Regions from separate parts of the Homo sapiens genome. Here regions 2 and 3 are each linked to region 1. The links are chromatin contacts, found by Hi-C or POLR2A ChIA-PET in ENCODE. All regions are on one chromosome and are shown on one strand. The core of a region is the stretch at or near the end of the contact, and the rest is flanking DNA. Distances in the headings are between cores, read along the strand shown. Region 1 holds the start of NCOA1 (nuclear receptor coactivator 1). Region 2 holds the start of TMEM214 (transmembrane protein 214). Region 3 holds the start of CENPA (centromere protein A).

What was found. Hi-C counts contacts between places; a loop is a spot of excess contacts on that map. ChIA-PET counts read pairs that join two places held with the same protein, here RNA polymerase II (POLR2A). Pooled maps may share reads with other maps.
Region 2: a loop to region 1 is called in a pooled map, with 4 times the contacts of the local background. The contact joins the promoter of TMEM214 here to the promoter of NCOA1 in region 1. A Hi-C loop is called at or near these places in 1 of 50 pooled maps. POLR2A ChIA-PET finds 5 or more read pairs at or near these places in 2 of 52 experiments (PC-9 and activated B cell).
Region 3: a loop to region 1 is called in a map of naive thymus-derived CD4-positive, alpha-beta T cell, with 8 times the contacts of the local background. The contact joins the promoter of CENPA here to the promoter of NCOA1 in region 1. A Hi-C loop is called at or near these places in 1 of 168 maps with a recorded cell type or tissue (naive thymus-derived CD4-positive, alpha-beta T cell), 1 of 37 single-sample maps with no recorded cell type and 5 of 50 pooled maps.

The regions. Positions count from the first base shown.
Region 1 is chr2:24,489,703-24,492,936 of GRCh38, reverse strand. NCOA1 (nuclear receptor coactivator 1) reads right to left here and starts at 1,683. Exons shown (of 23, transcript NM_003743.5): 1 at 1,335-1,683. RefSeq lists silencers at 911-1,400, 1,555-1,713, 1,691-2,030.
Region 2 is chr2:27,031,475-27,034,708 of GRCh38, reverse strand. It overlaps TMEM214 (transmembrane protein 214), which reads right to left and starts at 1,744. Exons shown (of 17, transcript NM_017727.5): 1 at 1,543-1,744; 2 at 443-642. The coding sequence starts at 1,693. RefSeq lists an enhancer at 1,832-2,121.
Region 3 is chr2:26,784,390-26,787,623 of GRCh38, reverse strand. It overlaps CENPA (centromere protein A), which reads right to left and starts at 1,568. Exons shown (of 5, transcript NM_001809.4): 1 at 1,328-1,568. The coding sequence starts at 1,427. RefSeq lists enhancers at 787-836, 897-946, 2,037-2,136, 2,398-3,167 and a silencer at 1,277-1,386.

The DNA of each region.
Region 1 (3,234 bases), core at 434-2,933:
GGAGACAAACCTCAAACAAATTTAACCCTTGAGATCCATCCCTCAACTGTATCATATAATCTACGCTTCACGGCAGTAATGTTTTAAGCAGACACTTGATTTCTTAATCACTGAAATGTAAGCACCAGCCCTCACAAATCATCGCCACAGAGATTCCTCTTGGCATCCACAGAGGGTGCTGGGACTGCAATTCACTCAAGAACCCTTTACTCACCAACATCACACTCGACATTAAAAACTCACCGTCTCCGAAGAAAAAATGTCACCTTCTGCACAAGGACACCTGCCTGTTCAACACCTCTACAAGAAACGAGGAGGGCCAAGCATGAGAGGCTAACAGATCCTCCAGCTTAAAGTTTTCCTCCCCATGAAACTCTCCGGACACAACACCGTGGCCTGTCCTTGTCACACACACACAGGCTGTATTGTCAACCCCTCCGTCTCCCTCTAACGTCGTCAGACTGGGCAGTGTCTACCCATGGGGGTAACTGCTTTTAAATAAAATAAAAAAGCAGCCACCACAGCTGGGTAGTAAGGACTGGAGACCCTGGGTGTCCGATTTTTTCAGGTCTTTTACAAGGGACTAGAGAGCGGCCCGAATTCTGTCACTGCCCACTAACCAACCCCACCTCCCAATCGCCTCGTCAACATGTTTGCTTCCCTTCCTCGGCCCTTTCGGCTGAATCCCAGGAAGGGGACCAAACCCGGGCCGCGACAGGAACATGTCCAGTATCCATCCCATGTCTACCTCCGAAACCCCTTCTCGGGAGAAGGGGCGAGCAAGCGCGCCGGGGTCAAACCCAAGCGCCGTCGAGGGCTGCGCCGACGGAGAGGGACGCCGCGGTCGCCCCCATTTCGCGGTCCCGGCAGGCGAGATTCCGAGAGGTGAGCGGGCCGGCCAAGGTCACGGCGTCGTCGGGGCCGAGGGGCGCCCGCGCCGACTTCCGGCTCCCCCTCTCGGCGGCGGCCCGGGGCGCCCGCTCCCCACGCCGGGCAGGCGGCCGCGCAGCTCGCACCCCCTCCGCGGATGCTCGCCCTCTCCGCGCTAACTAGGGCAACTGGAAAAGAGGCGGAGAGAAGTCGCTGCTGCAGCGATTTCCCCCGGCGGGGAGCAGCCCCCAGCTGGTGCCCGTGACAGCTGCGACCTCCGCCCCCTCCAGCCGCGCCGGGCCGCGAGGGGAACTCGGGGAAGTGGGAGGAGGATGGAGCGGGAGAAAGGAGAGCAGGGGGCGGAGGGGCGCCAGCTGCTCCCCGCCCCCTAGGGCCTCCGCGGCCGCGCGGCTCGTGACAGCTGCACCCACCGGGAGGCTCCGCACCCGCAGCCCGCCACTCACCTGCCGCCGCCGCCTCTGGGCCCCGCTCACCGGCGCCGCACTCGTCCGCGACCGTGGCGGCGGCGCCGCCCCGGCCTCCGCCGCTCCTCGGGCCCGGCGCCGCGGCTCTCCGGCCCCCTCCTCCGGAGCAGGGGTCCCCCCGCAGGGGGATGCAGAGGGAACCTGACGCAGGCTCCGCTCGAGGGAGCAGCAGCGAACAGGCGGCGGAGGCCCTCAAGGCCGCGAGGCAGCCGTCGGAGGACAGAGCTCAGCAAATCGCGTCAGACTCCCGCTCGCCCGGCCTGAAGAACAGGCATTTCAGCCGCTCTCCGCGGCCGCCATGTTCTCCTCCTCGGCCGCCACCGCCGCCGCCGCCACCGCCCCCCGCTCGCGGCACCGCCCCCTTCGCGCCCCGCCCCGCCCCGCCCGTTCCCGGCCGCCCGCCTGCCCGCCCGCCGCACTTCCCCTGCCGGCTCCGGCCGCCCGGGCCGCCGCGACCCGGTGCCCGCGAGCTCCGACAGTGCGCCCGGGACAGCGCGCCCCCAGCCCGCCGGGCCTGCCGGGCCCGCCGAGCGAGGAACCGCCCCGCGCCCTCTGCCGGCCCGCCCCAGCCGGCGTCCTAACGAAGTGTGGGAAAGGAGGCCCGAACTCTTCCCCGCCCGTCTCAACTCCTCCCCGCCCCTCTCCTGCCCTCCCCTCGGGGCGTTCCTCCCACTGCTGCCGGGAAGCGGCCTCGAACACCAGGGCGCTCGCAGCTAGGCCGCCGGGCCTGCCGCCTCCCGCTGTTCTTTATCTTTCTGGGAAGGTGTCGGAGCGGCGAGAGGCCCTGCGGACGGGGCGGAGTCGGCTCCGGGCCTGTCCCTCCACTCGGGCGTTCTGTTACTTTGAGCGAGACATATCCCGCGGGCCTCGTTTTTTATTCTGTAAAATTGGGAGGTGGTTGCCTAGATGATTTCACAGGCTATTAGACAAGAGAAAAGGAAGATCGTCTGCCCCCTTCGTTTTACAGATGAAAAGATCTGCCTGACCCGTTCTGGCTCTGCAATTCCATGAATTATCTAAAATGTCTGTCATTCACAGATCTTTCCCCTCAAGGGGCCCACACCTTTCTTCTTATCTCCCTTTTCTTTTTTTTTTTTTTTTAACTTCTCTAATAGAAGTGCTACTTCCAAAAGTAGAGTGTTCTTGTCACCAGAGGAATCGAACAGCGGCTGAACAGCCTCTCTGAGCTGCGATGGCCTTATCTGGACCGCATCCCGCATTCCAAAGGCTGGCAATGCAATATATACCTATGTCTCTCCCTGGGTTGTCCTAAGCATGAATGAGTCACTCGCCGTGGAAGTGCCTTGTAAAGCATACATCTGTCCATTCCTTTCTTTTATTCTTACCCCATTTCGCACTCTTACCCTTCCTCAATCCTGTCCTGCTGCTGCTGTCTCCCGGCGTTTCCTGCTGTTTCGCTTCCTGTGTGTTCTCCCCTAAATCAATCTCTGTAAATCCTTAAGCCCTTCCCACCCTTCTCCCAACTGGGGAACCTGACAGCCTTGAAAACACCAATCTCCGTGGCAGCTCTCTGAGTCGACGGGCAGCTTCTTTCACAGGCAGGTACTACTGTATGCTTTCACCATCCTCTTCCTATCCTTGTCACGCTCATAAAGTAATCGCTAGACCACACCCCCACATGCATTCATATATTCATTCATTTATATATTCATTCCCCTGATTCTTATCGGAGACCTACTACTGGGGCCCTAGGTGCATCTCCTGAGCTCTGGCTTAGCAGTACCTCTAGCCACCCGCAGAGTCCCTATCCCCAATAATAGCTGAAAATACCCGGGCACTCATGAGTTTCGTCCCCTAATGTAGGGCCTACTTCCCAATCTAGTCCAATGCAGACTGTGTGAAAGTGCCTTGTTCTAGC
Region 2 (3,234 bases), core at 495-2,994, 2.5 Mb before region 1:
GGGAGGCTGAGGCAGGAGACAGAGGTTGCAGTGAGCTGAGATCACACCACTGCACACCAGCCTGGGCGACAGAGGGAGACTCTAACTCAAAAAAAAAAAAAAAAAAAGAGGAAAACAGAGGACAAGACAGAAAATGAAAGATCAGTATTTCCATAGGACAGAGAATCATAACCAGTTTCTCCATCTCCTCCCTGGTGTTCCTGGGTCTTCAAGGCTTTCCTCTTACCAATCCATGTTTCCCTATAAATTTTCCATTTCCTTTCTATTCTAAGTGCAGGCATTCTGTTCCCCTGGGGTTTCCATCTTTTCCTGAACTCCTCTCAACCCTTAAAGTGTTTCAAATCCCATAGGATCTCAGCTGCCCATCCACCTCCCCCTCCTCTCATCTTCTCTAAATCTCAAGCCCCCATTCTTTCTGCGTCTCATGTCTAGGCACACTCACAGCTTTCAGTGCTTCCTCCAGGCTGCGGAAGCGGCCCTGCTTCTGGTTTTGGTTGGGAGGAGTTGCCACCTTCTTTGGCTGCTTCTTGTTCCCTGGTTTCTTAGGTTCCACAGCAGGGGGTGGGACCTGCTCCTTATTCTGCCGCTTCATGATATTCTCAAAGCCCCGCTCATAAAGGGTGCTTGTGGTCTGGATTGCAGCTGGGGTGAAGATAGGTAGAGAAAGGCAGGCCACCCTTGAGTCCCCAAGGCCTCACCTATCAGTGGTCCCTTTCCCCACACTGCCACCTAATTCATCTCCAGGGAAGAGCCTGTCTCAAAGCCCCTTCCTCTTGGACTGCTTAAGGAGCAGGGCAGGCTGTTCTCCTGGTAGCTTCTTTCATTACAGCTCTTGAGTCTATGGGCTCTTTCATAAAGATGGGGCAGTTCTTCATTAGACAAATCAGAGTATGTAGGAACAAGCAGAGAGGTTGGATATAGAGGTTTGCCTTATTCAGTGAGTGGCTACTAGTCTGGGAAGACAAGCTTTTTCCATCTTGGTCCTACCCTAACGCCTCTTGGTTCCGACATGACAACTCTATAATCAACAAGTGGCAATCTTTCTCCACTCCTCAGTGGAAGAACCAGGTGTCACTTATAATTCCTGGTGAGTGTTGAGTGTGTGGCGGTCATTTCTCCCACTGCTGGGCCTCCTGTCCCTTCCTCCATGACCTGCTGGTTACTTAAAGAGGGGGCACCGTGTATAATGATCCACAGTACCTCTTCAAAGCTCAGACACCTGCCCAGAGAGACCAGCTAGGGCCCTGGGCAGCTGGGAGAGTGTGTGCAGTGAACTGAGAGTCTGAGGACCGGAATCCTAGCCCCTCTGACACATGACCCTGGCCAAGGTATCCAACTTCACTGGGCCTCAGTTTACTCATCTGGGAGGTGAGGACCGCAACCTTCCCTGGAGCTGTCTGCCTCCCGTGAGGCTCCAAAGAGACAACGCAAGCGTGGCGCTCGGGGATGTGCCTGCGAGCTCGCGCCCAGGTTCTGGGAGCCGCTCGCTGCGACCCTGCCGGACAGGCCTGGGGTAGGCGGCGGGGCAGGGCGGGTACTCACGGGTCAGGTCGTATTTCCACACTCCGTTTGCTTCCCCGAGCGCCCTGCGGTTCCTGCCGCCTCCTCGGCCGCCGGCGCCGGCGCCGACCCCAGGCCGCCGACCCTTCTTCACTACCTCCCACCGCCCCACGCCCGCCGTCTTGGTCGCCATGGCTCGCAGCCCTCCCTCCTCGGCCACTTCCCCGGCTTTCCGGTCCGGCGCGAGCGCGCCGCACTCTGCCACGTCTCCTCGCAGGACCGCGCGCCCGGCGCCCGGCGCCCGCCGCAAGGCAGCCTGGGACTTGTAGTCCCTCTCCTGGGCCGGGCTCTCCTGAGCGAAGAGCATCGGGAAGAGGCTTCCGCGGCAGCCTGCGGCCCCCGCCCAGGCGAAGAGGCCGGGAGGAGAGGAGATTCCCTTCTGAGAACGTTCATTGAGCGTCGATGTGAAGGCCACGGCATTGAGAGACTTGGTAGAACTGTTTCTGTTTTTCTTTCCTTTATTGATCAATTGATTGATTGATTGCCAGGGCCGCGCTCTGTCGCCCAGACTGGAGTGCAGTAGCGCGATCTCAGCTCACTGTAACTTCCGCCACCCAGGTTCAAGCGACTCTCGTGCCTCAGCGTCCCGAGTAGCAGGGACTACAGGCTCCCGCTGCCAAGCCCAGCTAATTTTTGTATTTTTAGTAGAGACGGGGTTTCGCCATGTTGGCTAGGCTGGTCTCGAACTCCTGACCTAAAGTGACCCACCCCACCCCCACCCCTCAGCCTCCCAAAGTGCTGGGATTACAGGCGTGAGCCACGGCGCCCGGCCACTGTTTTTCTTTCCTTTCTCGTAGAGCTGGAAGGATGGAAGGGAAGTAGTGCTCCTCATATCTAGGGAGAGATTGAAGATTAAATGCTTCCTTCCTTCTAGGAAAGTGCTGGCTTTACTGTTGCTAGTGATTAAACCTCGGGTTTAATGGGCTATACAAATCTATTGCCAAAGAACAAGGAAGAGGATGGGGGCTTGAGGAAAGGGCAGAGTGTTGGGGAGCTGGGGTAGGAGGTGGAGAATGGAGAATAATTTTTTTTTTTTTTTTTGAGACAGGATCTTGCTTTGTCGCCCAGGCTGGAGTTCAGTGGCGCGATCACGACTCACTGCAGCCTCAACTTCTAGGGCTCAGGTGATCCCCCACCACGGATCACCTGACCCACCACCACCCCCGGCTAATCTTTGGTATTTTTTGTAGAGACTGGGTTTTGCTGTGTTGCCCAGGCTGATCTCAAACTCCTGGGCTCAGTGATCCACCCTCTTCAGCCTCCCAAAGTGCTGGGATTACAGGAGTGAGCCACCGCTCCTGGCCTCTGAGTTCTTCTCATGGGAGGCTGAGAAAAGTCTGGGGGTCTGGGACAGCCAGGGCCGGGTTTCCCCTTCCAGGCAATGAGAAAGAACAGGCTCTGCCTCCCACCATAAGAGTCAATCCCAAGTTCCAGATGTGTCAGGGAAGCGATGGAGAGCCCCAGACTTGAGGCATCTGCAGACAGGTTCCTGCTCAGACATCCACGTGGAGGGTGTTAGTATCCTGGGAGCCTTCAGAACCTTGAAGCATGCCAGCAGAGGAGAATGAGGGAAGATAAAATCAAAGTGACTTATCACAATTAAGGAAATGTGCTATTTCATGTACAACTGTGTGTGAGGATGAGATTCCTACCTGCCATACTGAGGTATTATGA
Region 3 (3,234 bases), core at 319-2,818, 2.3 Mb before region 1:
GAAGCACCTGAGCCTGGGAAGTTGAGGCTGCAGTGAACCCTCGTGGCATCACTGCACTCCAACCTGGGCGATGGGTCTCAAAAAAAAAACAACAAAAAACCAAAAAGCCGGCCGGGCGCGGTGGCTCACGCCTGTAATCCCAGCACTTTGGGAGACCGAGGTGGGCGGATCACGAGGTCAGGAGATCAAGACCATCCTGGCTAACACGGTGAAACCCTGTCTCTACCAAAAATACAAAAAATTAGCCGGGCGTGGTGGTAGGCGCCTGTAGTCCCAGCTACTCGGGAGGCTGAGGCAGGAGAAGGGCGTGAACCCAGGAGGCGGAGCTTGCCGTGAGCGGAGATCGCGCCACTGCACTCCAGCCTGGGCGACAAAGCCTGACTCCGTCTCCAAAACAAAACAAAAAACCCAAAAAAGCCTGTAGGCACAGTGGCTCATGCCTGCAATCCCAGCACTTTGGGAGGCCCAGGCAGGAGGATCACTTGAGGCCAGGAGTTTGAGACCAGCCTGGGTAACACAGGGAGACCCAGTCTCTACAAAAAGCAATGAAACAAATAAACTACAATACACTTCCCATCTTCCTCATAGCTACGTAGCAAGAGTTAAGAGATAAGTAAAGCAGCTGTTGCCACCATGTACCATACAGGCATCTGCCTCCTCCTGCCGTTGGGTCTCCCATCCACCAGCCCACCATAGACAATTAAGACACAGACTTCGGCCCCTTTTCCCGGACACAAGCTCTGGAAGGCAACAGAGTGAGCAGCGCAGAGGGCCTCGGTTCAAGGCCTAACAGCCTCTCCCGGAAGGGAAAAAAAACCCCTGAAAGACACCTCCTAAGAGGACTCCTGTTTGAAATCGTCACCGAAAGCAGTCAATACTTTTGCAATTTAAAAATGCACAAACACAGAGGATTGGAAATCCCGTGTCCGCCAGAACACCAAGTTGTGTGACTCTGCTCAAGCTCTCTGGCCTGTGCCTCGGCTTTCTCATTAGCTGTAAAATGGGCACAATATGAAGCTGAGATAACGCACGAACAGTGGGAGGCAATGCCTGGTTGGCGGTGGGCGGTGGGCGCTGGGTAACCACTAGTCCTAACAAGAAGACGGCGTTAGGAGCCAAGTGGCTAAGCCGGTCCCTTCCCGCTTTCGGAACCGCCTGCTCCAGCCCCTCGCAGGGCTGGCACCGCCCGTGCCCGGAGCGGATGCCGGACGGCGGAACCGCGTTGTCCCCCAACAGGGAAGTGCCACGGGATCGGGACTCGGGAGATCCGGGCTCCGCCTGCGAGCCTCGGTTTTCTCCTCTTCGAGATGGGGCCGCGGCCGGTTACCTAAGGAGGGGCCCCGCCGGGAGGGGCCGGGGGTCGGGGTCGGGCTCGGGCTGCGCCTCCTCGGGGCCTCGGGCTTTCGGCTCCGGCGGCGCGGGCCCATGACACGCCGCAGAGGGTGCTGGCGCCCGGTCCCACGGCTCCTGCTCGGGCTGCCGGGTCCGGGAGCGAAAGGCTGGCTTCTGGGGAGCCCAGAGAACGCTGTGCCGCGAGCCTCACATGAGCCGGTGCTTGGCAGAAGTCCGCGCCGCTCGCGTTCAAATCGCTCGCTCCGCCCACTTCACGGCCGGCGTTTTTTAAAACCCGAATCCAGCGACTCCCAGTGGCTGACTCTGGAACGCCCCTTACGTAGAGCGACTGCAGGTAGGGCCAATGAGAGTATGCACCGAGACACAAATATAGCGGCGATGATAGGAGGACAGGGGAGACTGATGGTAAAATCAACCAATAGACAACTAAAGAGATGGGGCGGGAAATTCTCCTGCCCCCTGCTTGCCAATCTGGTTGCTGGTCTTTGCGGGACCGTACTGACGTCCTCAGGTGCCCTCCAGTCAAAACACCGAAGCTCAGTTTGGAACGTGGATGGTGTGTTTGTAGAACGTGCTTTCTAGAAAAGTCGCTTTCCTCAAACATTTTATGCTTTGCCTTAGCAACGCAGAGATGGCTTTTAAAGATGAGGAAACAGACCCATAGAGAATGTGACAACCCCGTGTCGTATCTGCGACTCTCCCAGGAACTATCCACAGATATACTCAGAATCCAGTTCAACTGCATAAACTTTGCTGACGCTTGGGGTCGCGGGGACGGCGGGATCGGCGGGGCTTTGAGAATAAGGTCCGGGCAGGGCAGGCCTCGGCACTATAGCAACGCAATCGTCCCAAAAAAATGCTCTCTTCCCTTTGTTGGGGATAATAAAAATTCAAGTCATGTCCCGGTATGTAGAATAAGGGGAATTTTAATTTTCTAAATTTTATTTCTTGCATTTTCTAAATGTTCTACAGTGAACATGTAATCAGGAAAAATGTTATAAAATTAGTGATTTCATGGAACCCTTGTGCATTGCTGGTGGGAGTGTAAAATGCTGCGGCTGCTGTGAAAAATAGTATTGGTGGTTCCTCAAAAAATCAAAAATAGAATTACCAGATGATCCAGTAATTCCACTTCTGGCTAAATATCCAAAAGAATTTAAATATAGCCAGGGACTTGAACAGATATTCTCACACCCATGTTGATAGCGGCATTCTTCACAACAGCCCGAAGGCAGAAACAGCCTGAATACACACCAACAGATGAACGGATAAACAAAATGGGGTGTATACCACAATGTTATTCAGCCTTTAAAAGGAAGGGAATTCTGACACCTGCTGCAACATAGATGAACCTTGAGGACGTTATGCTAAGTGAAATAAAGCAGTCCACCAAGGGACAAATGCTGGGCTGGGGTGCGGTGGTTCATGCCTGTAATCCCAGCGCTTTGGGAGGCCAAGTTGTTCGGAACCACTGAGTTCGAGTTCGAGTCCAACCTGGCCAACATGGCGAAACTCCATCTTGCCGAGCGTGGTGGCTCACGCCTGTAAACCCAGCACTCTGGGAGGCCGAGGCAGGCAGATCACCCGAGGTCAGGAGTTCAAGACCAGCATGGCCAACATGGCGATACCCCGTCTCTACTAAAAATATAAAAATTTGCCAGGTGCTGTGGCTCACGCCTGTAATCCCAGCTACTCAGGAGGCTGAGGCAGAGTTGCTTGAACCTGAAAGGCGGAGGTTGCAGTGAGCCGAAATCATGCCACGGCACTCCAGCCTAGGCGACAAGAGTGAGACTCTGTCTCAAAAAAAAAAAAAAAAAAAAAAGAGAAGGGGAAGGAGAAGGAGGAGAAGGAAGAAAGAAACCCCACCTCTACCAAAGATAC